2 separate regions of the Mus musculus genome follow, and region 2 is linked to region 1. A link is a loop called in an ENCODE intact Hi-C map of the cell type or tissue named here. Cell type or tissue: gastrocnemius. All regions are shown on one strand. Links, peaks and the distances in the headings refer to the core of each region. The heading gives the core; the rest is flanking DNA.

The links. Peaks named below come from ENCODE experiments on the same cell type or tissue, not always from the same donor. Only the 100,000 strongest peaks of a DNase experiment are listed, where the experiment ranks them.
Region 2: a loop joins it to region 1, with 1.8 times the contacts of the local background. A loop is called at or near these places in 2 of 42 quality-filtered maps.

Annotation. Positions count from the first base shown.
Region 1 is chr6:134,031,427-134,046,339 of GRCm38, forward strand. Gm46977 reads right to left here and starts at 3,886. Exons shown (of 4, transcript XR_001785383.2): 1 at 3,616-3,886. It overlaps Etv6 (ets variant 6), which reads left to right and starts at 4,274. Exons shown (of 8, transcript NM_007961.4): 1 at 4,274-4,712. The coding sequence starts at 4,680. In gastrocnemius, for the core only: a CTCF peak has its summit at 5,876; DNase peaks (open chromatin) are centred at 4,098, 4,484, 7,631 and 10,801; H3K4me3 peaks cover 4,346 bases; H3K27ac peaks cover 4,863 bases.
Region 2 is chr6:134,116,213-134,131,125 of GRCm38, forward strand. The region is part of intron 1 of Etv6 (ets variant 6); the gene reads left to right. Among named protein-coding and RNA genes, the nearest start is that of Gm46978, 13 kb to the left of the region's middle. In gastrocnemius, for the core only: no CTCF peak of the experiment used is centred there; no DNase peak of the experiment used is centred there.

The sequences.
Region 1 (14,913 bases), core at 3,645-11,644:
TCTGTGTAGCTAAGGCTCTCCTGGAACTCACTCTGTAGACCAGGCTGGCCTTGAATTTAGAAATCTCCCTGCCTCTGCCTCCCAAGTGCTGGGATTAAAGGCGTGCGCCACCACTGCCTGACACTTATATGTATATTCTTAACAGAGTAACATCACTTTTGTTTGTTTGCTTGCTTTTGTGTCTTGAGGCAGTGTCTCACTTTGTTGTCCTGGCCTGGAACTCTCTATGTCAACAGGGCTGGCATTGAACTCATCAAGATTGGCCTTCCTCTGTCTCCCAATGGTGGGATTAGAGGCTTGAATCACCACATTAGGCCACAGTTACTTTATATGAAGAAAGATGGTAATAATTTAAGATGTAAACTGAGGGCTGGTGAAATGGCTCAACAGGTAAAGTCACTTACCTGAAATCTGGAGACCTGAGTTTGGTGCCAGGGTCTAAATAAACAAAGGTAGGAGAGACCCGATTCTGCAGAGTTGTCCTCTGACCTCCACATACGCATTGTACCATGTGTGTGGCCACATTCACACACATGCATAATAAGAGACATAACAGTAGCCACGGTATAGCTATGAAGTAGCAATGGAGTCATTTTATGGTTGGGGGATCACCACAGCATGAGGAACTGTATTGAAAGGTCTCAGCATTAGCAAGGCCGAGAACCACTGATCTAGTCGGTGAATGGAAACATGAAAGTGTCCAGTGTAACCACAAGAAGCCAGAAAACAGGGAGGACTAGAGACATGAAAGCCATGTCACAAGGAAAGGACGGATAAAGTGAGTTTCCCACATCAGCCATCCCCGGACAATGAATGTCTTTGGAAATTTGCTTCTGCTACAAACCTGAAAATCTTTTGTCATGAGTTCAAGCTAAAAACCTCAAGGTAAATGGAACTTACAAGCAAGATGTATACCGGAGTAAAATCATTTTAACACAACTAACCTCGCTTCCAGGACAAATAATGATGAGCTGTTTCTCACACCTCCCCCACGCTGTCAACAGTTAAAACATTCCAGCCTGGGTTTGCGGACTGTGTATTTGTCTGAACTCAAGCTACAGTCCCAAGAGGGTTTTTAAAAACGTGTCAGTGGAAATGCAAAGGATATTTCCATATTCAAAATCCATTTGCCTGCCACTGAGTGTCCGTCTAATTCCAACTGAATGTGGCTAATTTGCATGCTCGAGGGGGGGCTATTGTGAGACGCTGTAGAGTTCTGATAGAATTTTAAAAATGACTTCAAAGTACTGAAGCTCAAGTGAAATCATTCACTTATGGGTTGCCATGAAAACGTGATGGCACCTGTAGAGGTGGAAAGACACTTCAGAACTGAACCCGTGGATTCCCATTGAAAGGTAGCACTAAAGAAGGCAGGCAAGGTGATGGGTGCCAGTCATCCCATCACTCAGGAGGGGAGGGAAGGCTGGAGCACCAGGAGCTTTAGGTCATTCTCTGTGGTGTAGATTAGGGGCCAGCCTGGCTACAAGAATGAGCAATACTTGCTTTGAATCTCAGGTCAATAAAAGTTATTCCCCACAAAGAGAACTCCATTCCTTTAACAGACCTGAACTAAAAATACTCTTCAAAGTATGTGGACTTCCCTGCCCTCTTATTATATAGATATTTAAACAGAGTCCTCAATTTTGTCATTTGGCCCATAAAGCTGCAAGTATTTACCAAAGGGCAGCCAACTGTGGTGTAAATGTAGCGTTTGCTAAAGCTGCTACTGTGTACTTGGCTTTGCAACCACACACACTCTACCTCAAAGTGGCACCTCTATGAGTCACTAGGAGAAGGACATGTCAGGAATGGAAGTTGGAAGTTAATTCAGTCGTGAGCTTAAGCAATCAGCATAGCTAACACAAATTAACACATAAAATATGGAATGTTTTGCTACAGAAACTCTTGGTAGAAGAGGTCCCCAATACCACAGGGTGGCTTTCCTCAGTTCCAGTTACCCACAGTCAGTCATGGACATGGAAATTTTCAGAGACAGTAGTATGTTTTATTAGCTCTTATTATAGTATAATTGTTTTGGTCTATTAATAATTATGGTTAGTCCCTTACTGTGCCCAGTTTGCTATATCTATGTATGTATGTATGTATGTATAAGACTATATATAGGAATACTGTGTATGTGTGTAGTGTCTGGCTTCAAGCCCACAGATAAAGGAAAGGCCATTGTGAACATCCTCATATGTATGAGAATCTTATTACATAGGCGCTACCCCTTCCCATCTCATAAGTGCTGAGAAGTTATCGGAGACCCTACAGTTAGATCAGTGATGTAAGGGTGCCTAAGACTTAACGCAGCAAAAGTCCATCAGATCCAATGTCTGCAAACATCAGTTAAGAGACGCAAAGGGAAACCAAAAATTGTTTAGCTGGGAATGGATGCTCAGTAGGAGAGCACTAGACTAGAACACATGAGGTCTAGGTTCAATCTCCAGGGCTGTAAACAAAGAAATGGATGTTTAAGCACCCGCTGCCCCTTAAAAGGGGCATAGTGCATAGTGGCCCGGGTTCGGGAGAATTTTTTTGCTTCAAGTCAAGGCCAACTTGGACTACAAACTTAAGAAAATTTAAAAACCAACTGGCTGGGTGTGGTGGTTCACGCCTTTAATCTCAGCACTGGGAGGCAGATAGACCAGGCTTCAAGGCTAGTCTCATCCACATTGTCAGACCCTGTCTCAAAACAAACACAACCACAGGAACACAACGAAAATTCCCAGTAAGAAACAACAGCAAAAAAGCTTCAAGAACACGGGAGCAAAGGTAGGTACTCGTGAGAGATAAGAATGGGTAAATGCAGTCCGGTTGGGACCTAGCATAAACAAGACTAAGTTCTTTTGGTGAATATGGCTACTAGATGACAAAACGGGTTGTGGTACCTTGGAGGTTCCCTCCAAGAACATTACTGTTATCAGCAACGGGGTGCGTTCCCAGCCTGACTCTTGGAAAATTTCATTTAGAGTGTCCTAATATGAGTATGTATGAACAGAAGTTCTGTTTATGAAAGTCTGAGCACGTTTTTACGACGCTGAAAAGTGTGCAGGAAATAAATAAATACATAAGAAAGATCAGAGGCAGAACTAGTTCCAGGCCAGCCTGAAAGAGTTCCAGGACAGTCAGGGTTACATTGAGAGATTTTACTTCAAAACAATACTGCTTCCTCCCACCCCCACGCCTCCTTCCCAAGAAACTACAGAGGTGGGAATACAGAGGTGAGTCTGGGAAACCCTCAGCAGGGAAGATGAGTATAATGCATTCATACACGCATACATTTGTGTTTATTTTACCGTCAAAGCACAAAATGGAAGTGCATCAAGCTCTTCGTTATATATCCACATATTAAACCTGTATAGACTAGAGGGTTAGAATTTAAACACCATCTTCTGCGGTGGGCATTTTAAGAGATTATAAATAGCAATAAAAATAGAGTGATCGGAACGCTGGTGCTCAAGGCTAGCGCCTCAGCCCCAGGATTCTGGCAGCCCCTCCTCTGCAGGACCCCGGGCTGTCCCCTCCGCCAATGACCGAGCCCGAGGAGCGGCCCAGGGGAGGGCTAAGATCTGCTGGAACGCGCCCTGTCAACTTTGTAGTCCAGTCACCTACGTCGGTTGGTAGCGGCCGCTGTGGCTTTAAATGGCCGGGGGATTTCGAATCGGGGAAGGCGGGAGGTCAGGCCGTGGGGCGCCCCCGTCGCGGGGAGCACCCCCGCTCGCCGCGTCCCTGCGCCGGAGCGCGACCGCGCGGCTTTGTCTCCAGCGTCGCGCCCTGCACTTCCCCGTGCGCAGCCTGTAACCCGAGCTCCCATTTCCTGGTGGATTCTCTTAAAGCGGCCGCGGTCGCCGCGCAGAACAAAGGCCATTGTCTCGCTTCCTCCTGCGGCGCCGCGTCCTTCCCGGAAAGCCCCTTCCTAGACTGCGGTCCCCAGGCTGCATTTGCGCCTCTGGGAGTGCACAGAAAAGCCCCTACTGTGCGTGGCCCAGGTCCTCCTGAGGCGCAGCCAGGGGAGTCGGGAGAGAGATGAACCAGGCTTGCTGGTCCTTGGGCCACGCTGCAAGGTTCCCCAAAGGCGTCCTCCGCCTCGGGGCGGCCCAGTGGGCATCCCGCGCCCCTCCCCCGCACGCCTTTTGATTTCTCCGCGGCCCGCGGTAACCCGAGCTTTTATTTCCTGGTGGCTCCTTTAAGAGGCAGAGCCGGGTGCTGGGAATTCACGTCAGTTTCTGCCCTGAAACTCTCAAGATCAATGAGCAGAGAGCTTTCTCAGTTCTGCCTTTCAGTTTCTCTCTTCCAGGAAGGAAAACATTCGAGAAAGAGAGAGGGAGGGAGGGAGCGAGGGAGCGAGAGAGCGAGCGAGCGAGCGCCGCGGGAGGGCGGGCGCGCCGGCCGCGGGTGGGAGGAGACACGCCAGGCCGGCCTGCTGCGCCCGGGTCGCCGCGCCGCGACCCGCACACCCCACGCCGTGCTCGCCGGCTCCTACGCCCCCGCACCTCGCGCCCAATCCGCGCGTTGAGAAGAGCCCCCCCTCCCCCTCGGGCGGCCGCCGCCAGCGATGCTGCAAGAAACTTCTTAAACGACCGCATCCCGCTGCCCCGCCGAGCGTTTCTGGGTTGGGGAGAGGAAAGGAAAGTGGAAAAAAACTGAGAACTTCCTGATCCCTTTCGCTGTGAGACATGTCTGAGACTCCTGCTCAGTCTAGCATTAAGGTAACGATCGGATTCCCCTCCTTCCTCCGCTGGGCGATCGGAACCCCCTTACCCCGGGGCTGCTGGTGCAGTTGCTAGGCTGGCGGGGAATTATTTGGGGCGCGAGGGAAAAGGAGATGCAGCTCGCGGCCGCGCTGTACCCTTTAGTGTAACCTTGCTGCACCCCTCTCCGCCGAGATCCTCTTGGGCTCCTGCCTCCCCCCCCCACTCCCTTTCTTTCTTTCCTTTTTTTAATAGTATAGAATAGAGTTTATTTAGGGCAAGGGGAGGGGAGTCAAGAGGGTAGTTGTGGCAGAAAAAAGCAGAGAGAGGGAGAGAGTAGAGAAGTAGAGGCAGGCCATGAACACGTGGAGAGAGAGGGAAGGGAATAGGGAAGGTAGGGGGAAGGTAATAGCCCAAGAGGACAAGAGAGAAAGAGAGCCCCACTCCCTTTCTTTTTGACAATGTAATGCCGCTCTCAATTGGTAGGAGGAACCCGGGTTGTCTTCAGATCTGTAGAGCACCTCCGTAATTAGTGCGCTTAAAAATAAGAAAGGAAAAAGAAAAACCCTTTCTCTTTATTCCTACGCATAACGTGAGACTGAATTGTAACTTTTGTTCCCAAGGGGTGGTCTCTAGGGAAAAAGTTCTAGGGGCTCCACTAGGATGCTCTCTCTCTCTCTCTCTCTCTCTCTCTCTCTCTCTCTCTTTACGCCCCTCCTCCCCCCCCCCCCCCCGTTCTATCACACAAGAATTTTACCCTCTCTTCTCTTCTGATTGTGATTGCAAGTCCTAAGACAGTCTTGGTGTCAGCTTTTCCTGGGCATTGCACAATGAAAAAAAAAATTAAACCAAGGTGAATAAAGTTGCTGAATAGTTGTTTTACGCTAGTGCATATGAAAGTTGAGCAATCTGAAAGTAGAAAACTCCTGTGATGAAGGGTGGAAAAGAAGTAGCTAAGCAAAATGACCTTCTCTGACAGTCCAAGCTGGTGTGGAAAAGCTGCAGTCTTGGAGCTCCCTGACCTGCTCTAAGTTCAAGAGGGATATTTGCAAACAGCCTTTGCCTCCAGGTAGTCGCATGTGCATGTATATACACAGTCTGTCTATATAGGCTGAGGTGCTGTAGTTAGTTGCTTTTAAAAAGTTGTTGTGAAGTTTGCCACCATTGGGAGGCAGGATGGTTTGACTGTCTACCTCAGTTATTTTTCCCATGCTGCGTTTATTTCAAGGTTCTGCCAGTCACCAGGAGGCAAGCTGTTCTGCTCAATGGGCAGGGCTGAAGTTTCTCAAGTTTTCTAATGGTTTGGCCTATTTAATATGTGCCCCTTGCATGGATGTTGGGGAAACAATGGGCAACTAGCCTGTTTTCTTCTCTGGGGCGGTGACAGCGGTTCATCTAGGATCTATGGGAGGGAAAGGTATTTTGTCACTGCCTTAACTAGTTTTTCATAATTAGAATCAGACCTTGGTGTTTCTTATCAGGAATGACGGTCATGGGTTCGAAGTCAGGCTGCCGAGGACTTCGAAGGTGCATTGGTGTCTCTGTTTTGTGCCTCACAGGAGAGCCCAGAAGAACTTTTTGGTCTTTTGTGTTGGTGAATATCTGGGGTAGGCTTTGGAGCAGCGGGGAGTGCTTCCCTGAAGAATTTAGGATACTGAGATACTTTTTCCTTTGCAATATAAATTAGATTCTTCATCGAGTTCAGGGGGAAAAAAGTCTTGTCCTATAGATAATCTGATTTACTTCACACTTCATAACAAAAACAGAGGCAACTGAATAATAGGGTATTAGAATGGTGAACTGTATTTGGCTCCATGGCAGTAAACCTGACAGCAGACAAATCTGGACCAGTGGTAGAGCAACAGCTTCCAGTTGAAAAAAAAAAAAAAAACGGCACAGTGGGGTCACAGTGGTGGTCTACCCCGTGACTTCTCCCACCTCTTCTAAACCGACTGCATTCCTGCTGCCCTGATGGGCTCACGGTTGATGCTGGGATCAGGGAGTGCGCCTCTGTTGAACCGCTTGTTTCACTGCATCCCAATGGAAAGAAGAGCTAACACATGTGAGAAACCAAGCCCCCATCGGAACACATCCTCAAGTGTGATAGGGAAGTGGTGTGCACTCCGCGCAATGTCAATTTTTTTCCTTGTTGTCTTAGGTTGTTTATTTTATTTTATTTTTTTAAACTTTGGTTCTGGGGATGGAACACAGAACTGTTTATTATACGGGCTAGCTGTAACCCAGCCCTTCCCGGCTTTCTGGGTACCTCCTTTATTTTTTATTTTATCAATGTCTTTTATTTTTACATGTGTCTTCCAAATGTATTCTCCGCCACCTATTCGAGTAACATTTTTTTGTTGTTGTTGTTTTTTTGGATTGTTATCTGTGGAGACAATCTGTGAATGTGTGCCTAGGCCATTGGTGTTTTTAGGTCTGTGTGTGCATGAAAATTCTCACCATGGAGCTGCTTGCGTTTATCCTGTTCCATAATAAACTGTGGAGATCAAGAAGAACCAGGATTAGTTCAGATCATCTGAAAATGCTTCAGTGAGTGATGTGTGCTTCATTTAGTCCTTGGGATGTGGCACTGTGATGGCGAAAGGGAGGGAGAGACAGAGACAGAGACAGAGACAGAGACAGAAACAGAAACAGAGGAGAAAAAAAAAGATGTTTACTAGCAAGTCCCAAGCAAGTTGCTTGCTTCTAGGGACAGCACTTGAGTCCAGTAGGTGATAAACTTTTTCTTGGGGTGAAGGATGCGAGTGAGTCTTTGAAGGAGGAGCGGATGCTATGTTGTACTAAAGGCACGAAGGCCGCCTTTGAGGAGAGATTTCTCTCACTCCTCCCTATCTGCTCTCCTGCAGCACAAACAGCTGGTCAGCGGCAGTAAATTCCTCAGCCACTGGTGAGGTGGAGGCCACAGGAGCCTGGCCAGAGGCAGCCATGGGGGGCGGGGTAGTACTTTGTTTACTTTTGAGCCCTTGTCTGTTCTGTTAAGGAAAAGACCAGAGTCAGACCGGGGTGGAGTTTCCAAGGTGAAAGTTTCTGAATTGGTCAATCAGTGACACCTCTAAAGACCATTTGATTGTAAGGTGTCTGACAGGAGAGCAGGGAAGAGCCTTGTTTGACACTCTTGTAAAAGAGAAGCTCTCCCTGCTAGGCTGGGGTCACCCAGAGTGACATGGAGCCTTGTTAGTTGTCCGTAGTAGCCCTTCTGCCAGTGCTGTGGCATTCTTCTCTCTATTCCTCGCCGGTTGGGGCTGGTTGACCATCTCTCTATAAGAGGTCAGGTATTGTTTTGTCTTGTGTTTTCCCCCAGAAGATCGGTCTTGTCACAGGACAAAGGCAAATAGGTTGGCTTTTCCACTGTCAGCCTTCACCTTCAAGTAACCTGTGCAGTTTTAAATCCAGCCAAGTTACAGCGGAAAGTGGTTGTGGCCCAGCGGACACAGGCCTTTTGCAAGGCTTGGCACAGACAGACCTTCTATTGGCTGATGTGATCCGGCACGCAAAAGCTAGTGGTACGATGTCCCTGGCCATTCTTTTCCTGTTTGCCTTATCAGCTCACATTTATAATAGGATGAAATTCTCATTAAAAAAAAATGTTTTCTGGAGACTTCTGGATGCCTCATATTCCTTCGGGCTAGCGAGGGCGGGCGATCTTGGTGCCGTAGCTTCTTACCTGGCATCTGGTGCAGAAACATTTCTGTCATGTTTGCTGACTCCAAGTGAGGTACAGAGGAGGTGGGTGCACCTTCTTCTCTGCCCATGTATCACCTCATTTAATAAGGTTTCCCTACTGCCTCTAAAAGCTCCAGAACTCTGCCTGTTGTCTGTCCAATAAGTAAAAGGATGTTGATGTATACGACTAATAGTATGATGATTTCCATAATCTCAGAAACAGCTTCTGTGTCTAGGCAAAAAAAAAAAAAAAAAAAAAAAAAAAAAAAAGAAAGAAAAGAATAGGAATTGAGGTGAGAGTGGGTTTCTCTGTGTAGCCCTGGCTGTCCTGGAACTCACTTTGTAGACCAGGCTAGCCTCGAACTCAGAAATCCACCTGCCTCTGCCTCCCAAGTGCTGGGATTAAAGGCACGTGCCACCACTGACTGGCAAGACTCAGCTTGTAGGGCTCTGCATTTCTCTGACAGAAGCATCTGGGAACTTTTTAGATATTTAGAATTAAGTCAGCATTGAGAACTCGGTCTCAGGCCACCACATCAACATTCTCAAGGTTCATGGTGTGTCTATAAAAGGCCAGGGAAATCTGATACAATAGGCTCTGCTCTCTGGCACTTCCTAGTGTGGTCCATTTTAATCACAAGCCAGCTGGTCCGAGGGCACAGAGCTATGTGCTATGGAAGATGAGGTGTGTGGGAACAGTGGGCTGCAAGGGTCTAGTCAGGTGTGAGGGGAGGAAGTGGTAGGAGGGAGGGATGAGGGAAGAAGGGCCTGCTGGACCACAGATACCTGGTATGGTGGCATGTGAGAGCCTGGCAGTTCCACTGTTAGCTGAACGCAATACCACCTGCTGTCATGTCACCTCTTGATAAATCTATGGGTGAGAGCCACAGGCTGCTTCACCCAGAGCCAGGCGGACTTTTATTTATGTGTAGTAAGCACGCTCTTTAAGGATACTGAAAGCTGATTCTGGAGTGCCAATGGGAAGGGTAGGTAAAGTGGGGATGTGGGTAGCTGTGGGTGGGTAATACCTTAGCTGTGAGCAGCAAACACAGAACTAAGACATGCTCTCAAACACACAACATATGGGGAGGGGGAAGGGAGGGGTGGCTGGATGTTACTTGTTGATCCAATTTCATCAGGTTGGCCTTTGCTGTGGTTCCCCCAGGTGGGGGAGCCTATACCACAGGAAGACCCTTAGAGTGTGGGGCATAAGGTGGGACATGTTTTTTTTTCTGTGAATACCACTTTAGAAAAACAACACCACGACTTGGTCTCAGGCAGAGCCCGTCATTGCTGTAATGTTCCAATAGACTCGAGGATGCAATATATCTGTGCACTTATTGAATAGAGTGTGAATTTTCTCCAGTGTTCCCACGCCAACCGGAGCCTAGCTTAAGGATGGTTCGTTGCCAAACCTAGTATTTGGGCGAGAGAAAGGCTAGACTAAATTAGGGGAGAAGTTAGAATTACAGTCTATTAAAAAGCAAACGCATTTTATTGATTTTTCTGTACATTCGGGAACCAGACTAATAAAATAGCACTTATTGGGACATCTCAGAATGAGCCCCCATGAGTCGGCAAGAGTGACTTGCGTTCCATACCATCCATTGCGTAGGAATGAGTACAGCCGTGTGCTTGAAACTGGCTGATCCTTTGGTGTTGAAATATTACCACAAATCTATCATTTGCCCTGTTAATTCTCTGGGTAACCCTTTCATCTTTGACAGTGAAAATATGCAGTACAGCCTGGTCTGGTCCCAGGGATCTGCAGTCCTTTTGGCATAAGGAAGAAGGCCTTACTGTGTTAAGTAGGGGCACCCCATGTTGATTGAGCCAACTGCATGGAGTCCTGTGGCCTGTGCTTATGAAAACCGCAGAACCTTTGCAAAAAAAAAATTTGGGAACTTTATAAATCCCATGTAATTAGAAGTGTTGCGCTGCTGTTTCAGTGGTCATCTCTCCTAAGACAGCCAGCTCAGGTGTACAGCTCTGTAGGGATTTCTCCCCTTCCTTCTTCCTCCTCCTCTCTGCCGGGAGGCATCCGTCACCATCCCCACCGTGGCTGGCTGGTTGCATCCTGTTGAGAGTTGTCCTGATGTGTTAAGCTTAATGACCTCATTCCCTCTTCACGGTCTTTCCTGGAGGCAGTTTTCCTCCCGATTGTACAGACCTAGAAACTGAGGTTAGGTGATGGTCTGCCTCTGATCTCTAGGCTTGTATGCCTCGTGGCAGTACAAGGCTGAGACACCAGATCACGGGTCTGCAGTTGCCAGTGACTGTTGCGAGCTATAACCGTCCTCAGGAAGCAAATTAGGAAACTCAGAGTGATGGGCTGATGGTTCATCACCGTAGCAAAGGCGAGAGGCAGAGATGGAGCCAGCAGAGGTCATGTGTTCCCTCTTCTTGTTACCACCGAAGGCGGGTCGCTCTTCATTCCCATTAAAAGTGGTCAGATGCTCCCTCCTAGCCAGTGACCTCTGCATGAATGCTCAGGATCCGTTTTGACAAGCAGCCTCTGCCGCTCTCTAGTGACGTGCTATCTTCTGTGGCTCCATCTTTGACCCCCACACGTTTTTACTCACAAACCTTTTTTCCCCATCCTGCTTTTTCTTAGTTGATAGCTGCTTCATTAGGTGGTTGGATATCTGAGGTTGAGTCCTCACCCTGCCCAGTCTCAGGGCCAGGCACCCTCTAGACTGGCAATACTCCATCTTTTCCTCTGTATGACCTTATTATTATTATTAAAAGCTTTTGACCCAATCCATGAGTGTCTCCCCCTCCCCCCATAAAGTGTCCCTTTAATAAATCATGAACACCAAAGGCCGGGAATCCATTTGAAATATATACAGATATTCCATGATTTTCCATCACTACCCAAGGAATAATATTTATTTTCACATATTTAGGGGAACCTTATTACCCAAGGAATAGTTTTTTTTCCCTGCTTTTCTCTTGTATGAGCCCACCCATCCCGGCCATGTTCTTTCTAATTTACTTGAAGAGAGACATTCGGCCATCTGACTTCGTAAATTTCTGGGTTTTTTTGTTTGTCTGTTTGTTTCTTAGGTAACCCTCTCCACCCACAAACCTGGCATTGGCTGTTGAACACGGGATCTCATATAGGCTAAACGAGATCTCTACTTTTGAGCTATTTCTGTATTCAATTGTTTTTTTTTAATATTTATCACTTTACATCTCAATATCAGCCCCCCTTCTCCTCTCAGCACCCAGTAACACAGATCCTCCCCCCATTCTTCCCTCTTCTTCTCCTTTGAGAAGGGGGAGCCCCCCCCTTGGGTATCACTGTATTCAAATTTTTGTATCCAAACAGCTTTAACAAGTAGAGGAGGAAAAGTGCATAGGTCCCTCAGCTGAGACTTAGCAGAACTATGGTCCTGCTGGAGCACCAGAGAAGGGGGACACACAGTGTGAGGTGACTCAGTGCAGGTGATTCAAGGACATTAAGGGCGAATGACCCAGAAGTCTCACGAGGCAGTGGAGAAACTGAGGCTCGCAGCTTACCCAAATCCCATTGCCAACTGTAGGCAAGCCACAGTCAGGATCCTGTGTTGTGGTCTGTTTTAGGTACTTTCAGCAGCCATAAAAAAAAAAATCAAACAAGAATTCAGACAGCACTGTGTCCCCATTATAAGTCATATCCCACCCCCAGCCCCCGCCACTGCCCCCTGCCTGTGTGGCACCACAGATCGGCAGGTGATAGTACTGGCTATGACTTCCAAGTTAAGTTACTCGGTTTAAGAAGTGAAGAGAGGATAAAATACATTTTGGAAAGATATCCGAGTGAAAAAGGTTGGCATAAAAGCAATGTTGATTTTTAAAAGGCCAAGCTTCCTGTGTCTGGCCGGATGATTTATGAGAGCCCTCCCAAAGGAAGATGTGAAAGAGCGGGCTCCTGAGGATTTATGTCCTCTGTCGGGGGATTTTCTCTTTGGATGTGGGAGTCAGACATAGGGAAACGACCTCATTTCCTGAATGACCCAAAAAGGACACGTTGCCCTGCTGGGCTGGTGTGAGTTCTGTCAGCAAATGTGTTCAGGGAGATGACACTGAATCCTCCCCTTTGCCTCTGAATTTAGCTTTAGCTTTGAATTTTATTCTGGCTTTTATTTTTTTTCTCTTGATTCTTCCCTGTGTACGTCTCTTTTCTTAAGGGCATTGCCAGTTGTTGAGAAAAGGGCTCTGTTTAGTGTCGATTGCCCCCAAGGAGGGGCCCGGACATTGTAGTGCACAGACCTGTGGAACTTGGTCCTGACCTATACTTGTTCACATTACTTGATGGTGATCTTATTAACTCATCTGACTGTGGTGGTAATAGAACTGCGTGCTCCTTACAGTTGTTGGCCGAGGACAGTAAGGCTTATGTCTCCCACAACATGTGAATCTAGAAGGGGCTTATAGTTTCAGTACCCACATTTTCACAGTTGAGAATCCAGGTTCCAGAGATGTTCAGGACGCTGTGGGATTGGTAGTGCTGCCTGAACCGAGATCCAGGCCGCTTGTTGGATGACTCCCAGTGTGCTGCTCTTGCCACCAACCCACTGCACCGGCGACACTCAGTCATTGCTCAGAAAAGCTTTTTTAAAACAAAACAAAACAAAACAAAACAAAACAAAATAAAACAAAAAACCTTTAATTGAGCACACAAGGCTTGACAACAGAAGAGATGAGCTGACTGCAGTTACGTGACAGTACCAAATGCCGTTTGTATTTGAGTTTTGAGGGAGATAGCTAGTTGTGTAGTTCTGAGTAAGTTAGCAGAGGTGAAGGAGAATGGGGGGAAATGGGGTGTCTTGACTGGAGTTATTACTCTGCTCAGCGATCGGAACGGGTTCGAGTGTTGCTTGTTACTCGCGACCGGGGAGATACTTGAAAGACATCGGTTCTTTAATCGGCTTTTGTTTCCCGGGCAATCCCATGTCTGTCTGAGCACAGAGCAGACACTGTGTGTGGTGGGGTGGTGGAGTTTCAGCTTCATGAGTTGGGAGTCGATGGGCCTCCGTGGAATCCTAATTATACAGAGGAGACTGAGAAGGGGAGAGTTTGTTACCGTGAGGCATGAGGGAAGTTTTATGCTTTCCTGGCTCTGAAGGGAGAGAAGTGCCTCCCTTTTGTCGTGGTTATTTGCTGTGGACTTAAAATACCGTCCTGAATATTCCTTGCCATATACGTGTTACATGGGAAGAGGAAATACTAACTAGAAAATGACTTGTTCTCTCTTTTCACAGTGGTGGCCTTGCGCAAGCTCTACCCAGGCAAAAATGACCTTTAAAACAATAGCTTGAATAGATGTTATTTATTGTTTGCTTGTTTCTGTTAGCACACAGTAATTATACACAGTAGGTTTCATTTCCATACGTATACATAGTGTATTTTGGGCCGTACCTCTCCATAGTTTCTCTGCCCCCCCCCATCTTCTTCTGCTCATCATCTGTCTCTCTGCAACTACTTCCCTTTCTTGCTTTCATTATCTTCCCACCCCCCAAACCAAGTGAGTTTCATTAGGGCTGCTTACAGGAGTGTGGGTCAGGCAGCCACGGGTACTTTACCAGGGGCCGATCCACTGAAGAATATACCCTTTTTTTTTGAGGAATCCATTTCCCACCCTATGAAAGAATGAACACACTGTCAGACTGTTGAAGAACGAGGGTTAGTTGTCCCTTCCCAGTCCTCCCAGGAGCTACCAGTTGAACTTGATGTTTCTTCTCAGCTGCCCTGTACCTACCGTCTACTGTGGGCTGTAGCAGCCTGCAGTTATTACTCGTGAGAATTATCTGTAGAGCTAAGTCCGTGGTTCCCTGCTTCATGCATGTCTCCTGCATGTGAGGAAGCTGACTCTTCAGTATTTCCTGGAAGAGATGAGCTGCTGATAAAAATCAGTGTTGTAATTAAAAAAACCAAACCAAACCAAAAAAAAAAAAACCCCAAAAAACCAAATACCAACCAAGAGCATCTTGTTTGTCTGTAAAGTTGCCACGTTCCCCTAAAGAAGTCTGCCTTGCTCCCTAGTGAAAGTGTAAGTCTAGATGTGGCCACTGAGGGTCTGACATTGTGATAAGAAGGGACAAAAAGACGGGGTGGGGGGGGGGCAACGGCTCACCTCAGTGCAGCTGTGGCCTGAAGGTAGGCCTTGGGTTCCCAGTGATAATTAAGGTTAAGGTCAAGGGACAACTTAGGTACTGTATTTGCTCTCTCTGTGTTTGTGTGTCCCTGGATTTGACCCAGCATGTCCCCCTCCGGAAAAAAACAAAACAAAACAAAACAAACAAACAAAACAACAACAACAAAACCCTTTATCAGCTTTATCCTTAGCATCATCTCAAGCCTGATGGTTAATACATGGAAAGATCTCTCAAGGGTAGGACAAGGTAAAACACGGTGGAAGCTTCCTAAAGGGGGGATGGGCTTGCTAGGCTCTGTCCTTGACCCTGTTAAGGATCTCAGGCGGGGAATGAGACATTATCTTTACGTGCTACTTATTGTAGCTTTTGTCTTCCCCAGTCCAACAGGTCAGACGCTG
Region 2 (14,913 bases), core at 3,919-11,918, 85 kb after region 1:
CAAGGCAAGTTCTTTAACTTCATCGTGATTCACTGCCTTTGTAAAACAAAGGGTATCTTAAATGCCTGGCCCATGGAAGGTGCCCCATCCATTTACTGCTTCATTTTCCCCTGGCCTGCTGCTCAAGACGACAAGTGTTTCTTCTTGTTTCTATCCTTTATCCTCTTTACCATCACAGGTGGCAGGAAAAAAAAGATGTAGGCAACCAGTGGGAGAGAGCACAGCAAGAGATGCGGGCACTTCTGGAGGACTGCACTAGGCTTCCTCCTGACGTCTATTAGGCTGTGCTGGATGGCATAAAAACAACTGGGAAATAGATATCTTTAGCAGAGATCCAGCAACCTCAATGTAGGCAATGAAATGATGTGTATGATAGTAGCAATATAGGCCCCTTCCCTACCTACGTGTGTCTCTCTGTGTGTGCATATATATGTGGGGTGTGTGTGTGTACACGTACGCACACAGAGGCATACATATATGCATACACGCTGAATACACACACACACACACACACACACACACACACACACACACACACACACCGTGCTTAGTGATGCTGGAGAGTTGATCTATAAATGCAGGTGAAGCTGGCCCTGATAGGTGACTGCAATACCGATGGTTGTAGCTGACTTCAGGACACCGCCTGTCCTGCAGCTCAGCTGACCTTTTCTCTGTAGCCACTATCACATTAATTAAAAGAGGCAAATGCGTATTTCCCTTTTGTTTGGAGTATGCGTGGTAATGGTACTCTAGAAATGACCTGGAATTACCCTTCCTTGAGCATCTGCCCAGTTCAGAGAGATGGTCAGCTCATCACACCAGGACACTCAGTCAGACCTGGTCGAAGCTGCTTCTCTTATTGCTGTGTCTCTATAGGAACTGGGTCTTTTGATTTCTGTTTTTATCCCCCTCCCCATGCTTAAAAACATGATTTTTTTTCCTGAGGGCTTGAAAGTGACGTAAGCTCTTCAACAGACAGATAACAACCTCACATAGTCCCCTGCCCGCCCTCCCCATGACATCTCAGAAATGACCATGTTAGAATCCTGCAGTAAATGCCAGAGCGAGACTTTATTATAATGCCTGGGTATTTCCCAGGAACTGAAATGAAACTTGAGAGGTGCCTTTCTTCTGTGTAAGAATTATTGAGCAAAATGTGCTGCCGACTTTATAGGACCTGTGCCCAAAGTGGCAAGGCGGCGCTGCTCGGTGACATCAGCTCCTGCATCGCATCCTAGCCGTCTTCTTTCTTTCACTCTGTGGGTACCTACCAAGGTCATCTCGTAGGTGATCTGCCAGCCTTCGAGGGCATCTGCAGGCCACCAGCACCCAGCAGCGAGTAGCCTCCGCCACAGTCCAGTCTCCCCACTGTTCTCACAGTAGATCGTGGACCTCTGACTGATTCTTTTGCTTCCTGATGTCTGGGGAGAGCTGGGACCGGGAGATGGTGTTGGGAGAACTTTTATGGCTTTATCAGGAGTGGGATCAGTCACCACAAGTGGCTTCTTGAGGAGTGTGAGATAAGGCCAGCGTGCGCTTCAGAGTGTCAGAAGCTGTCACCTTGAGAAGTCATCACATCATCTGATTTATATACAGTTGTTTCTCAGTGTAACCCAAAGCCTTGACCTTTGCTGTTGGTATGCTAGAGGTTCCATGACTAGCTTGTTATTGTTAACACCATATAAACTGTTGCTGAATCCCAAGTCTTTAAAGTGGTAATGAGTTATCACATTTGGCTGAATATTGTGACACATGCCTGTAACCTAACAACCTGAGAGGAGAGATAAGAGAATCAGGAGTCCACGCCATCCTTGTCTTCTTAGCAAGTTAAGAGGCCAGCCTGGACTACATGAAATCCTATACAAAAACAAAAATCAAACAAACAAAAAAACCCGAATCCCCCCACCAAACTCCTATTGCTCCCCAGCCCCCACCCCAACGAATCATACTTAACTGGTAGCTGGGATGTTTAAATAAAATATTTGTACTCGTCAGACAAAAGCTGATTTTTGATGATATTTTCATTATTCTTTACTTTAAAGGATTCTTACTATATGTCCTTAAACAATATTGACTTTTTTTCCCTTGTCCATTTTCCTAGTCTCAGCAAATAGTGGGGCCAAATGCATAGTCATTGAATCAAAGAAAAATCATTTATCAAGGTCTTCAAGTCATTTTCTCACTCGCTGGCCCAATAATTATGAATTATCTGCAGTCTGTCAGGTATCGTGCTCAGAGACTGTAATCAATACAGCCTTGCTCAGTGCCTCCACATTGTTAGCTGATCTGAGAGAGGAAGATTACACTGGAAAGTAGCATTGTGGTCCGTTTTGATCCTGGAGCTGGGATTTTAAAGCATTAGAAATGCCTGCTATCACTAATGTCAAATCCGACTAGGCAGACTTGGTGCTATTTCGGAGTAAGGCAGAAGTAAACCATTATTAGTAAGTGTTTGAGAGGTGGGGGCTGGGGGATGCCCCACTGGTGAAATGTTTCCTGGCCAAGTATGAGGATCCTCAGAACCCAACGTAAAAGCCCCAAGCCAGGCGTGGCAGCAGTACCTAAAACCCAGTGCTGGGGAGGCAGAGGTGGAGGCAGGGGGATCTCTGGAACTTGTTAGCTAGCTATTAAGCCAAATTGGTGAGCCCACCTGCCACCACCCCATATGTGGAGGAACACTTGAGGAGAGAAACCAGTGAGAACCTCCCTCCTCCATTTGTATGTACAATCACGTGTCCCTACACAAATGCACGCACACACACACAGACACACACACAGAGACACACACAGACACACACACAGACACACACACACACACACACACACACACACAAACACACACACACGCATCTTTAACTTTGACAAAACATATTCTTTGAAAACTTCATTTTCTGTATTTTTATTTTTATCGTATTTCCTCCCACTCTTCTCCCAATTACTTCCAAGATAAGCCACCACCTTCCCGGCATCTTTTGAGTCCTCTTCCTGCTGCCCACTTACTCCCGGGCTTCGGCCTTCCACTGAAGCATCTGTTAAAAACAAAGCCAGCCCTGACTTCCCCTCCTCCAGAAGCCATCAACTGCTTCTCTGCTAGGGGTGGGGCCTCATCAGCTCCTCTCCCTTCCATGCTGGAATGTTGACTGCCTTGATACTGCACTCGGGGCCTGTGTGGGCAGAACTGCTGTGAGTCTGTGCATGGGCCTTTCTTCTCTTGTCCTGGCCAAACTTCTTCTTTACTTCTGGCTCTTAACAGTCTGTCCACTCCCTCTTTCTCTGGCTCTTAACAGTCTGTCCACTCCCTCTTTCTTCTGAGATGATCCTAGAGGGTGGCAGAGTTTGTGTGTGTCTGGTGTGTGTATGTGTGTGTGTGTGAGAGGGAGAGGGAGAGGGAGAATATCATTGGCATATGTAACTAATTTTCAAAGTTTTCAAAGAGGTATTTTTCTGTAAGTCCCATTGAGAGCTGGTGTTTTAACGGAGGTCTTTTAAACACACACACACACACACACACACACACACACACACACACACACACGGTTAAATATGTACTTTGTAAATAAAGACCCCATGTGTTTGGTTGGTAGGATGCTCCTTAAGACAGACTCCCATCAGACTTCAGAACTGAAGGGCAGAGAGGGCAGAGCGTGCCCCTCCTGGAAGGGAGAAATGAGCAGATAGCCCCCACGGCTGGCAGTTGGATTCAAATTTTTGTTAATAAGCCACTAATGGCTCTAGATGAAAACCGAACAAAACACAAACTTGGGTTAGCATGGAGAAACGATTCCAGTGACATTGTCTAATGAGGCTCGCTCATTTTATAAATATGTTCTTTTCCTAGGTATTAGGGATTTTGGTGGTGAACAAATAGGCAAAGTCCCTGCACATGTGGAGTTTTTGTCTCAGTAATTTCTCCTCTGGAGTGAGTGGGAGAGCCTGGGCTATCAGTGTGGTCTGGGGTACTGAGTAGCAGCTTGTAGATAAGGCTGGCCCACAGCTGTGGTTGTGGTTGTACACAGGAAAATCAAATTCCAAACTCCAGCAAACTGTCGACTCATAACCAAGGAGTTGTGAAATAAGACATAGACCAGACTCAGGGGCTTCGGTTCTGAATTGGGGTCCAGGAGATCACAGGGTCAGGAGGTTGACCTAGAAAGGAGGACACTTGGGCTGAGTCAGAGATTGGGAGAGACGGCCCTTCCCGAGTAAAGCCTGGTGCCCATAGGGTCAAAACCCCATAGTCAGCTGGAAGATGTTTCCAAACATCTATTGAACTCAAAAATGTTTTTTTAAACAGTGGTTCAGATCAGTGGGATTTCTGTTTAGGTCACAGAACACTCAGGGTCATACCCAGGGATTTCCATTCTCTGAATTTGTCTGTAATCTAGATTTAACACTCAAGACCAGTCTCTGAAACTTGACTGATTGACTGGTTAATTGATTGACTTTTTTTTTCCATGTCTGACAAAAGAAAAACAGTACCGGGTTTTCTGTCTCACTAACTAGTGGATATAAAACCCTGTCCAGGCAGCTCGTGTTAATTTTTCTCAAGCATTTAACAGAAGAGAGGACAAAGAAGAGAGCAGCTTTTGTCTTTGAACCCAAGTCTGACAGGAATGGAAACTGTTGCCTAAGAATGACACGTCAGGGCTGGCATCGACTTTTTTGCTGTTTTAACCCGATTTCCTCAAACCCCCCATCAGCCGTCAGCACAGTTGTTTGAGTTTCACAATGAGCCAAGAAGCCGAGGTGTGGTGCTCGGCATTTCATCGGGAAGAGTCAATGTGGAGGAAATAGCGAGTGTGTTTGCTCAGGTTCTACTCCTGTTGTTTTTAGCATTGGGCGCAGAGGAAGGAAAGCAGATACAGACAGGGTCGGTGTAAGGCTGGGGTGGTCGAGTGCCAGGTCTTGGGGAGCTGAGGCTGGAAGAACATGAATTTGGGGCTAAGACCCAGTCTCAGAGAGGAGGGAGAGGAGACGGAAAGGAGGAAAATGGAAAAGAAACTGCAAGGTACACTAGAATTGTAAGGTTTGGGGCAGTGACAGCTCCTTGGATAAAGGTGCCTTCTGCCAAGCCTGAGGACCCGAGTTCAATCCTTGGGACAGACATGGTAGGAGCAAACTGACTCCTGCGGGTTCTCTCAACTTCCACACTCATGCAATAGGTAAATAAATAAATCCAACTTCACAGAATGTTGTTAAGCCGTAAGGTTGGTTTTAGTAAACAGTTGAGAGGCTGGCTCATCCAGGATTTTGGTCATTTTCCCTTTAAGAAGGGTCCTCCGATGGATCTTCAGTCACAGCCATGGGGACTAGGCAGGAAAGATGGCCTGTCAGACCCACTTAGGGAAGTTAGCGTTGTGTGTTTTAACGTGGCAGGGAGCTTGTATATTTTCATTCTCCTCTTTCCTAGTCAGCCTCTCACCTTTCCTCCTCACCTTTCCTCCGAGCTGTGAAGGTTATCACTGGGAGAAGTTTAAACCTGCTTTATGGTCCAAATTCTAGGTCGCAGAGCACAGACTGCATTGCGCAGGGTGTCCCGAGGGCAGCCACTTGTTGGGCTGCAGTGTTGATAGGGATATTGTGGCCGAGTTTAAGGGTGATCCACAGGAGGAAGGACAGCAGGACACGGAGAACTGAAGTTTTGCAGAGTGGCATCCGGGGCCTCAGCTTAGGGTAGCTTAGAGGTGCATGCGGGGAGGAGGGGCTTGTGGTCTCAGTCTACAGGGCAGACGCATTCCCATTGTGTGGTCCTTGTCTGGGAATGGCTCCTGGTTTGGAGGACTGTAAGAAGCTTTGGAGAGAGGAAGGGGGGGCATGCACAGTGTTTACTGTTTGTGAAACATTGTGTATGACTCTGCAACTTGGTCCCCCATACCCTTACCCAATCCACTCTTGTAGGACATAGCCCCTGAGGATAGCTATGGGCATACGATGTGGTTGCCTTTGTCTGTCATGGGGAGTAGTTCATACTGTTGTGAAACTGAGTCTTTATTTTAAGTAAATGTACTTTGAAAACACTTGACTCCCATGTTAGAAGTTGTTTCAAGAATATTGAAGTTTCTTGGATATGTAAGCTTACCAAATCCCAGCTGGAAGTCTTACTTTGTTTGTCAGGACAAGATCTCAATATCTTCCCTCCCTCCTTCCCTCCCTCCCTCTGTTCTCCTCCCTCCTGCCGCCCCGCACCCCTCCCCCAAGTCCAGAATGGTCTGTAACTATGTAGCCCTGTAAGATCTTGAACTCTCAGCAGTCCTTCTGCATTAGCCTCTGAAGTACTGGGATTATATGAATATGCCACTACCCCACATTCTCCAACTATAAATTTTATGATATGTAAATACCGATTAAAAACTTCCCAGTGGAAATTTAGTGTCCTGTTGGTGATGTTATATTATAAACTAGACACCAAATTCCAAAGCGTTAGTATTTTTAAAAGCTAAGAAATAGTAATATATTTAAATTAAGAATTTTATGGATTGATTATATGTTGAAAGAATCTTTCGGCTGCATTAAGCCAGTGATACTATACATATAATTATAATTATATATATTATAAATATATTATGTATCACTACATCATATATACAGATTCTGTGTGGAATCTGTCAAGAAGCAGTAGAACTTTCTAGGAAAGTTTCTTAGATTTCAAACACTAGAAGCTCACTCCCCCCCCCCCCAATTCTGCTAGGATACCCTCATGTAGATAGGTTTGTGGCTGGGAAATAGGTTTTAATAAGAACAAGTTAATGGAGGCGATAGCTTTGCTTGGGTGTAATCACAGTGATTGTCAAGTTCCTTTTTACCGTAACACTCACAAACCACTGGTTCTCCCCAGAACAAAGAAGCAACTGCACCTGCGCCTCTCATCATCGTTTGCATTTGTTGTGCATTTCTCCTGCCAGAATCTTGGTGGCTGTTGGCGTGGATTTGGCTTGCTAATACTAAGAATATAATCTTACCAGAGGGGAATTCCACTGCTTAGAAGGAAATACAAGCCCTTTTCAACCCATTTCAACCCTAAGAACCCCCCCTCAGTGTTTTTTTTTTTTAATCAAATGTTCCAGAATCTTCCTCTTGTGTAGTTGGCAATGGCAGTAAAGCCATTGGGTGCTCTGTGGCCAGGTTGGCTTACAGGTTGCTTTCTGAAAAAACAGAGAATATTAACTTACATCTTTAGCTGCAACACCTGTGTAAAGTGCGGATGTTGGAGCTAGGTTCCTGCCACAGTCCTGTCACTTTTTAAAATAGCATTTTGCTTGAAACAAAGAGAGAAAATGCCCCCAATATCGAGTTGTTTAGATGCTGTTGGAAAGTATAACTTCCAGGAAGAACTTGAGCATTCAGTGGCTTTTTCCTTGATAGAGTTTTCACTTGAACAATGAGCAAATAAATCAGAAATTCTTGAGTAAACTACTCTCGCCCTGGAGGGCTACTTGGTATAGACTCGTATTTACCAAGAGCTTAAAAACAATTGTAGGTAGGTGTGGTGTGTCCTCCAGACGTGGGGGTTAGAAATGTTAGCTTTACCCAGAACAGTTGGGTGGGTCATTGGGGGGGGTGTCTTTGATTGACACTTCAACACCAGGGTGAAATCGTGTCAGATGGTTTTGTGACGTAACTCTCAAGGTGTTAAGAAGACATGGTGACGTGTGACAGAAAGGGTTTCATTTTGATGATGAACCCTACCAGGTTCAAGGCTTCTGGTAGTTTAAAGGTTTTATTGAGTTGCATTTTGTGCTGGGGACTGAACCCACAGATTTGCACATGCCAATTAAGTGCTCCATTGGTCAGGGTGATTTTAGCCCCTGGGTTCCAAGGTATCATCACTAAGAAGTCAGTTGTGTGGCTGGAAATGCTTCAGTGCTTCAGAGCACAAACTGGTTTTTCATTGGACCTAGATTCTTCTCCTGGTAAGTTCCTTACAGTGAACTCTTCTAAGGCACATGCAATTCAAACTCTGGGCTTTCTAATGTCCTTTTCTGGCCTCCACAGGCACCTGCACTCACCTATACATATCCTCCCCAACCCCCAACACACAGAGAGACAGACACAAAATGCACAGAAACACATCCATGCATGCACGCACGCACGCACATGCACACACACAATTTAAAATAAAACATAAATCTTAAAAACAAAAACAAAAAAAAAACAAAAAAACCAGTCAGCTCCCTGGAGTGAGGGGCGTTTCCCCTGATTCATTATCATCGGCTGATGCTGCAGTGTGCAGGATTGTGGGCCTCATCACCAGTCACAGGGTTACTGTGGCTGGAAATATATCTCAGAGTCACCCCAGATAGAGTACCAGCAGAGACTGACTAAGGAAGTAGTTTCACCAAAGGCTAGTCTGTCCAACCATCGAGTTTACTAGTGTCGCTTACAGATGACTGAGTGGTGACTTATAGAAGTGTAGGCGGCTCGAAGGTGATAAGCGTACCCCAACATGGGTGACAACTCATAAAAACTGCTTTTCTGAAACTCCCCTGTAACTTGTAGTCAGTCAGCTATCGTCTGCACCCCCCACCCCCCCATCCCTCCACCCCTAGCAATTGCTAATGGCAGTTTAGCTTCTGAGAGTGGGCTCCGGTGCCTTGCTGAGTTTCAGGAGCTGCTGGAACCCTGTGTGTCTTGTGCGCCTCCTTCCTGCTTACAGGAGGCCTTGTTTGAATTCCGAGGAGTTGGCCACCCAGCACATGGGCACAGGTATCTAAGCCCTGACCGCCATCTTGGGATTATTCCCTCCCTAATGCTCTGACCCGTTAGTAAAGTTCTTCATGTTGTGGTGACCTCCAGCCGTACTTAATACAGTTCACTTGTTGATACTTCGTTAACTGTAAATTTGCTACTGTTATGAATCGTAATGTAAACATCTGTGTTTTCTGATGGTCTCAGGCGATCCCTGTAAAACGTTTGTTCAGATACCCAAAGGGGTCTCAACTCACAGTTAGAGAACTACCACCAGGAGAAGGTTTCTGAGGCCTGAGTTGGTGGAAGAGAAGAAAGGGGTGTAATCTTCATCTTCATCAGCTTCTCTGCTACCCCTATCATGCTCCTGCCCCATATACCCAACGGGCAGAGAACAAGGGCTAACCCGAGGCTGAACATGTTCCTTGGTGGCCTCTGGGGAAGCCAGGGCCAGTGAGGAGAGATGAGGAACCACATTGAACATACCTGGGTGGAGCAGGTTTTCATGTGCAGATCATGTGATGTCCTTCAGACAACCTGTGTTACCACTGGTCACCTGAGTTACGGGAAAAGGTAGGACAGTGGCAATAGACTCAGGAGGGAGGACAATTGGCATACAGGACTAATATGGCTTCTAAAGTCTGTTAGGAAGCAGAATTGCTTACTGTAGGTCTTCACTGACTTGACTCTTTCTGTCTTGATTTCAGGCCGTGATTCTCAGTCATAACTAAGCACATCAGAGTCACCGAGGAGGGTTAATATTAATGTCTGGCTCACATTCCCATGGGCTCTGATTTGCTCCAATACTGGGTTGTTCTGTTTGTTTGCTTTTTAACTTCCTCTGGGTAAGGCTGACCTGTTAGCCAAGATTCAGAATATCTGATCAAAATGTGTATTTCCTAAGTTGTTAGCTGATCCTGAATTCCCAAGGGACATATGAATTCAAGCTTTTTTTTTCATACACCATTGAATACGAACATTTCTAATGAAGGCATGAAATCCCATGTAAAATAGATGATTGGTCTTTAGAAAACTATAAGAGTATGCTTATTTCCCTGTTATTTTAAGCTGCTAAATAATCTGCTAACTAGTGCTATCACACACCACACATGTATCTTTATATTTTATTTTCAGTTTAATTGCTTATTGTTCAGCATGGTAAAAATGCCAGTGTCTCCATAGTAATAATAGTTTATCAGCAAGATCTCTTTCAATAAATAAATCACCAGAAACCCAAACTCCCACCTCTTCTAATTGTGAATTTTGTGTCTAAGAGTCAAACAAAAACAAAAACAAAAACAACCCTCTGTAAATGTTGATTTTGACAAGTGTACATAGAGAATGTTTTCTGAAAGTGGAAACACAGGATTGGGACATTCATACATTCATGATTGCTTGTGAGGTGGTTGTGTTGTGGGGTGGGGGGATTCTAGTACAGTGACCCTTTAATACAGTTCCACACGTTGTGACCTCAAACTGTAAAATTATTTTTATTGCTTCTTCATAACGGTAATTTTGCTACTATTAAGAATAGTAATGTAAATATTTTGGGGATAGAAGTTTGTCAGAGGGGTGGAAAACCACAGGTTGAAAACCCTGTTATAGAGTATTTATTTTGTTTTGCTTTGATTTTTTTGGGGGGGCAGAATTCTGCCTCCTCAGTCAGTGATTTCACGTCAAATACCAATACTTCCCTATTTGCAATACCAGGACGGGTTTCTTTTCCTCCTCCTCCTCCTCCTCCTCCTCCTCCTCCTCCTCCTCTTCCTCTTCTTCCTCCTCCTCCTCCTCTTCTTCTTCTTCTTCTTCTTTTCTCCTCCTTCTTCTCCTCCTCCTTCTCCTCCTCCTTCTCCTCCTCCTTCTCCTCCTCCTCCTCCTCCTTCTTCATTGGATATTTTATGTATTTAAATGTTATCCCCTTTCCCAGTTTCCCCTCCCCCTGCTTCTATGTGGATGTCCCCCACCCACCCATCCACTCCCACCTCACCACCATGGCATTCCCCTACATTGAGGCTTTGAGCCTTCACAGGACCAAGGGCCTCTCCTCCCATTGATGATTGACAAGGCCATCCTCTGCTACATATGCGGTTGGAGCCATGGGTCCCTCCATGTGTACCCTTTGGTTGGTGGTTTAGTCTCTGGGAGCTCTGTGGGGGTCTGGTTGGTTGATGTTGTTGTTATTCTAAAGTCAGCAGTACGTGGAACTTTTATGTCCCTGTCATAAGCAGACCTTGTGTATGCCGAGAGCCTTTGATTCAGTAATACTGTATAAGGCTCATCTCATTTCTTTTGAGGAGCATGATGTAGCAGTAATGGCTGGGTGTTACTAGCCTGGTGCCTCAGGAACACTGGGATGTGAACTCGATTTTTCTTTATTGCTTTTAAACAAATTGTTAATTGGTTGCATTGCAAGTTGTTTTGGTAGTAAACATCTTCCAGAGATGTAAATCTTTTCTGACTTAATTAGTACTCATTTCTCTAGATATAGTTTACAGGTTTTGTTGTGGTTTGTTTTGTTTTGTCTTCTATTTAGTTTTATTTCTCAGCCCGAGCAGAGGCAGTGGAATCACCGATAGGAGCAGAACAATGGAGTTCTTCAGTTTGACCTTGATAGTACTTGTGGCCTGCTGGGATTAGGCAATCAGATAAGACCCCAGCTTCCTTGGGGCTGCCTATCCTGGGCCAGCACCACAACACTATAAAATACACGCCATCCATCCCTTGTGTAGCTGACCTGGGAAGTCGAACATAAACCTGCTGTCTGATTTTCTTTCTTACGAGGCATAAGTGGCCCACTTAAGCTATGGATGTGTTATAAGGAGACATTACAGGACTGAAAGCCCTTTGGATTTTTAAAGAGGTCTAAGCTGGTGCCCACCCCTACTCCCATCCCACCCCCACCTCTACCCTTCAGCCTTTGCTACTAATTTACTGGCATTGTGAGTTTGACTTCAAGATATAAAGGAGAAAGAGCAGGGCTGTGAATGGTACTGTGTAGCAGCAAAAAGGGATGGGAGGAGGAGGAGGAAGAGGAGGAGGAGGAGGAGGAGGAGGAGGAGGAGGAGAGAGAGAGTTTAGGAAGCCACACAAAGCAGGTAGTGGGATTCAGAGTTGAATGGGTGCTTAAGCAGTCTGCACGAGCCTGACCTTGGGCTTTCCCTTGGGTTTTCAGTCCCATGAGTCCCAGGACAGCTCCCGCACCAGGGTCCCTGTGAATGATGCACAGGGGCTATAGTGTGGCAGTGGCACATGCCTGAAGGTCTTTTCTCATTTGTAGGGAGAAATTGAGAAGGCTCTCTAATGGTGCCCCCGATACAAGTAAATAGCAACTCTCTCAGTTCATTACTTGTTAGCCCCAGGCAGGGACTGCGCCGATTGGCTAATTGTAATAGCCAAACCATTAAAGGGAATAGCATTAATGGAGGAGAAGGCAGCTAATACGGTAGCTGAACTTGGCTACAGCCTTGTACCCAGGGTACAGGCTGCTGCTAACTTAAGTACCTGTTTGTTCTGCATCTGGAACTAGCCAGGAAGAAAGAATTTAGTGACCCTCTTCAAATGGTGGATCCATAACTCAGGAGTATTTCTGGGAAACTCAGACATTGAAACAGTTTTTTTTCCCAGAGGTAGCCCTTGAGGGTCTGTGTATGTAAAAACACTCACCTTTCCTACCGTGAACAGTGCTGCTGGCCCACTGGGAGAGAGCTCATACACTTTAAGGCGTTTTCCAGGAGCTGTGGCGAATACTGCCAGCTTCATCTGTCCTCAGCTTCAAGCTATTGTAGCATCGTTAGCTGGGACTAGTGTGCCGTCTAGGCCTGGGAATGGCACGAATTTAATTTTCCTGTCCAGGTCTGAAGCTTGTAACCTTGCTCGCCTGTGCATGATTCCGGGGCCTGGCCAGATGAGCCAGCCATCCGTGCATCAGAAGATCTGGGCCGGCTCCACAGTCCTCCCTGGAAACCACACGCTGGCATTGCTAGCTAAAGAACCCCGGCTTCACTTGCTGCTTTCTCTCCGTGTCAGAAATATCCAAGAAATCCAGAAAAGTTGCAAAGAAGAAAAAAGAATTTCGTGCTAAGCCACTCTCAGGAGTGGAAAGGATCTTAATTAGAATATTTAAAAATCAGAACAGTAAAGACGTGGATGTAAGGTTTCAGCTGTGTGGTTTTGGTTTTCTGATTTTTTGTTTGTTTCTTTGTTTTGTTTTGTTTTAACTTTGATACCCTGTTCCTAGACACACCGGGTTTTACAACTTTATAGAGTCTGATTGCTAGGTAAGTAGAAAAGAGGTTTCTGTTGTGATGGGGCTGCTCTTGCCTACATTATTGTCATCAAGCTTTGACTTGCCAGAGAGTGTCATATTGTATGAGCAGCATCTTGGAATTGTGAAGCATTTATGTGAGCGCCGCCGCCGCCCTCCCCCACCCCCCAGTATGGAAGCCTCTTTTAGAAAACCTTCCTGCCTCAGCCTCAGTCTGCTCTCAAGGGAATAATCCCACACACGTGTAAGCTGGAGCTGTTGGCAGGGCTTCTACCCGCATAGTGCTCAGTCAGGTCTGTATTACAGGCTCCGCCTCCTAAGTATACAGTTGCTGTTGATTTAGTTTAAGTATCTTTCAAAGGCTTGACCCCAGAGTGGCACTATTGGGCCCTTTGAAGAGATGGGGCCCTATGAAGAGGGACCTCAGCAGTTATGAGTGTTGACTGCTCTTCTGGAGGACCTGGGTGTGATTCTCAGCACCCACATGGTGACTCAGAACCATCTCTGACGCTAATTCCGTGAGATCTAACGCCCTCCAATGGCCTCTGTAGGCATCAGGAATGCACATGGAGCAGAACACTCATATAAAATAAAAATGAATGATTTTTTTTTTAAAAGAGAGGGGTTGGAGAGGGAGGGGGATGGGGAGGGGAGAGGGAGAGAGATTGAGATTAGAAGAGTGAGAGATCTTCAGACCATACGTGACATGCCCTTGAACGGGATAGTGGAATAGACTGGTGCCTCCCTTTCTCTCTGTTTGCTTCCCTGTCTTCAGTAAAGTAAAGTGTTTTACATTCTTCTGCCAACATGTGCTGCCTTGCCACAGACTCATAGCCACAAGGCCAGTTGATCACATGCTGAACTCTTGAAACTGAGAGCCGGGGACAGACCTTTCCTTGTCCTAAGGACTTGTTGCAGAGGTGGAGTGTTGACTCATGTACAGGGAATGCACCACTCTTTCTTCTACTCACTCCTCTGATACTCGAAGACGTCTTGGAGAATCTGTAACACGTAAAGGGCCAGAAGGCCACTGAGCGCATAAAGCCTTGCTGACTTTAGGAGTGTCTGTCCCCAGGCCTTTGAAGGAGCCTTTCCTAGATACTGTCCACTGTGATTTCTGAAGGCATGCTTGCCTCCCTAGGACATAAGATTCTTCCTGCCGTATTAAGTGAGTGTTGGCAGGGTCCCTTCCTGCTCCTCACTTTTAAAAATCTCGTCTACATATTTAGATTTGATGTTCTTGAAGAATTGGAAAGGATTGAGTAAGAGAAATGGTTTCTTGTTAGAGAAAACATTAGGGATAAAGAGTAAGATATTTTTACCCAACAGTAACCAAGATGAGATTTCTGTACAGTGCAAAGCAATTAAACACACAGGCAATCTGTAGATGCTTCGCTGGTCCTACTGATTGTTGCAAAGTAAACACACACCCCTGTATGAATTCTAATGGTTGCCCCTCTAAAGAGGCCATATGGGGACACACTTCTCAGACATTGTCTACTCCCTTTCTTCTAGCCAAACTCTGTTACTTTGTGCTCATGAGATGCATTGCAGGCCTAGGAAAGTGGGTCCCTGGCTTTGACAGTCCTGTCAGATGAGCCGCTGGTATGGATGGGTTCCCTGAGAGCTGAGGACAGAGGCAAATGGAGGAGCCATCCCAAGGGCACTGCAGTTCGTACAGTGGCAAGTTACCTCTTGGGATTCCGCTTAAGCTACAAAGCCATTGGTGACTGGCCAGTGGTTCTTGAATGCAGTTTCTTGATGTTCCTCTTTGTTAGCAGCAGTTCAGTGGAGTGGAGTTAGACCAGCCTGTACCCACAATACCAGCTATGCTGTCTCCCAAGCTGGTGACGGAACAAGTTGCTCAATTAAGCCTTACAATCTTCAGATCAGGTTCCCTACTGTGGGTTGGTGATAAGGAGGCCTTCCTGGCAGTGTTCTTGAGGATCGAGAACAACTCCACA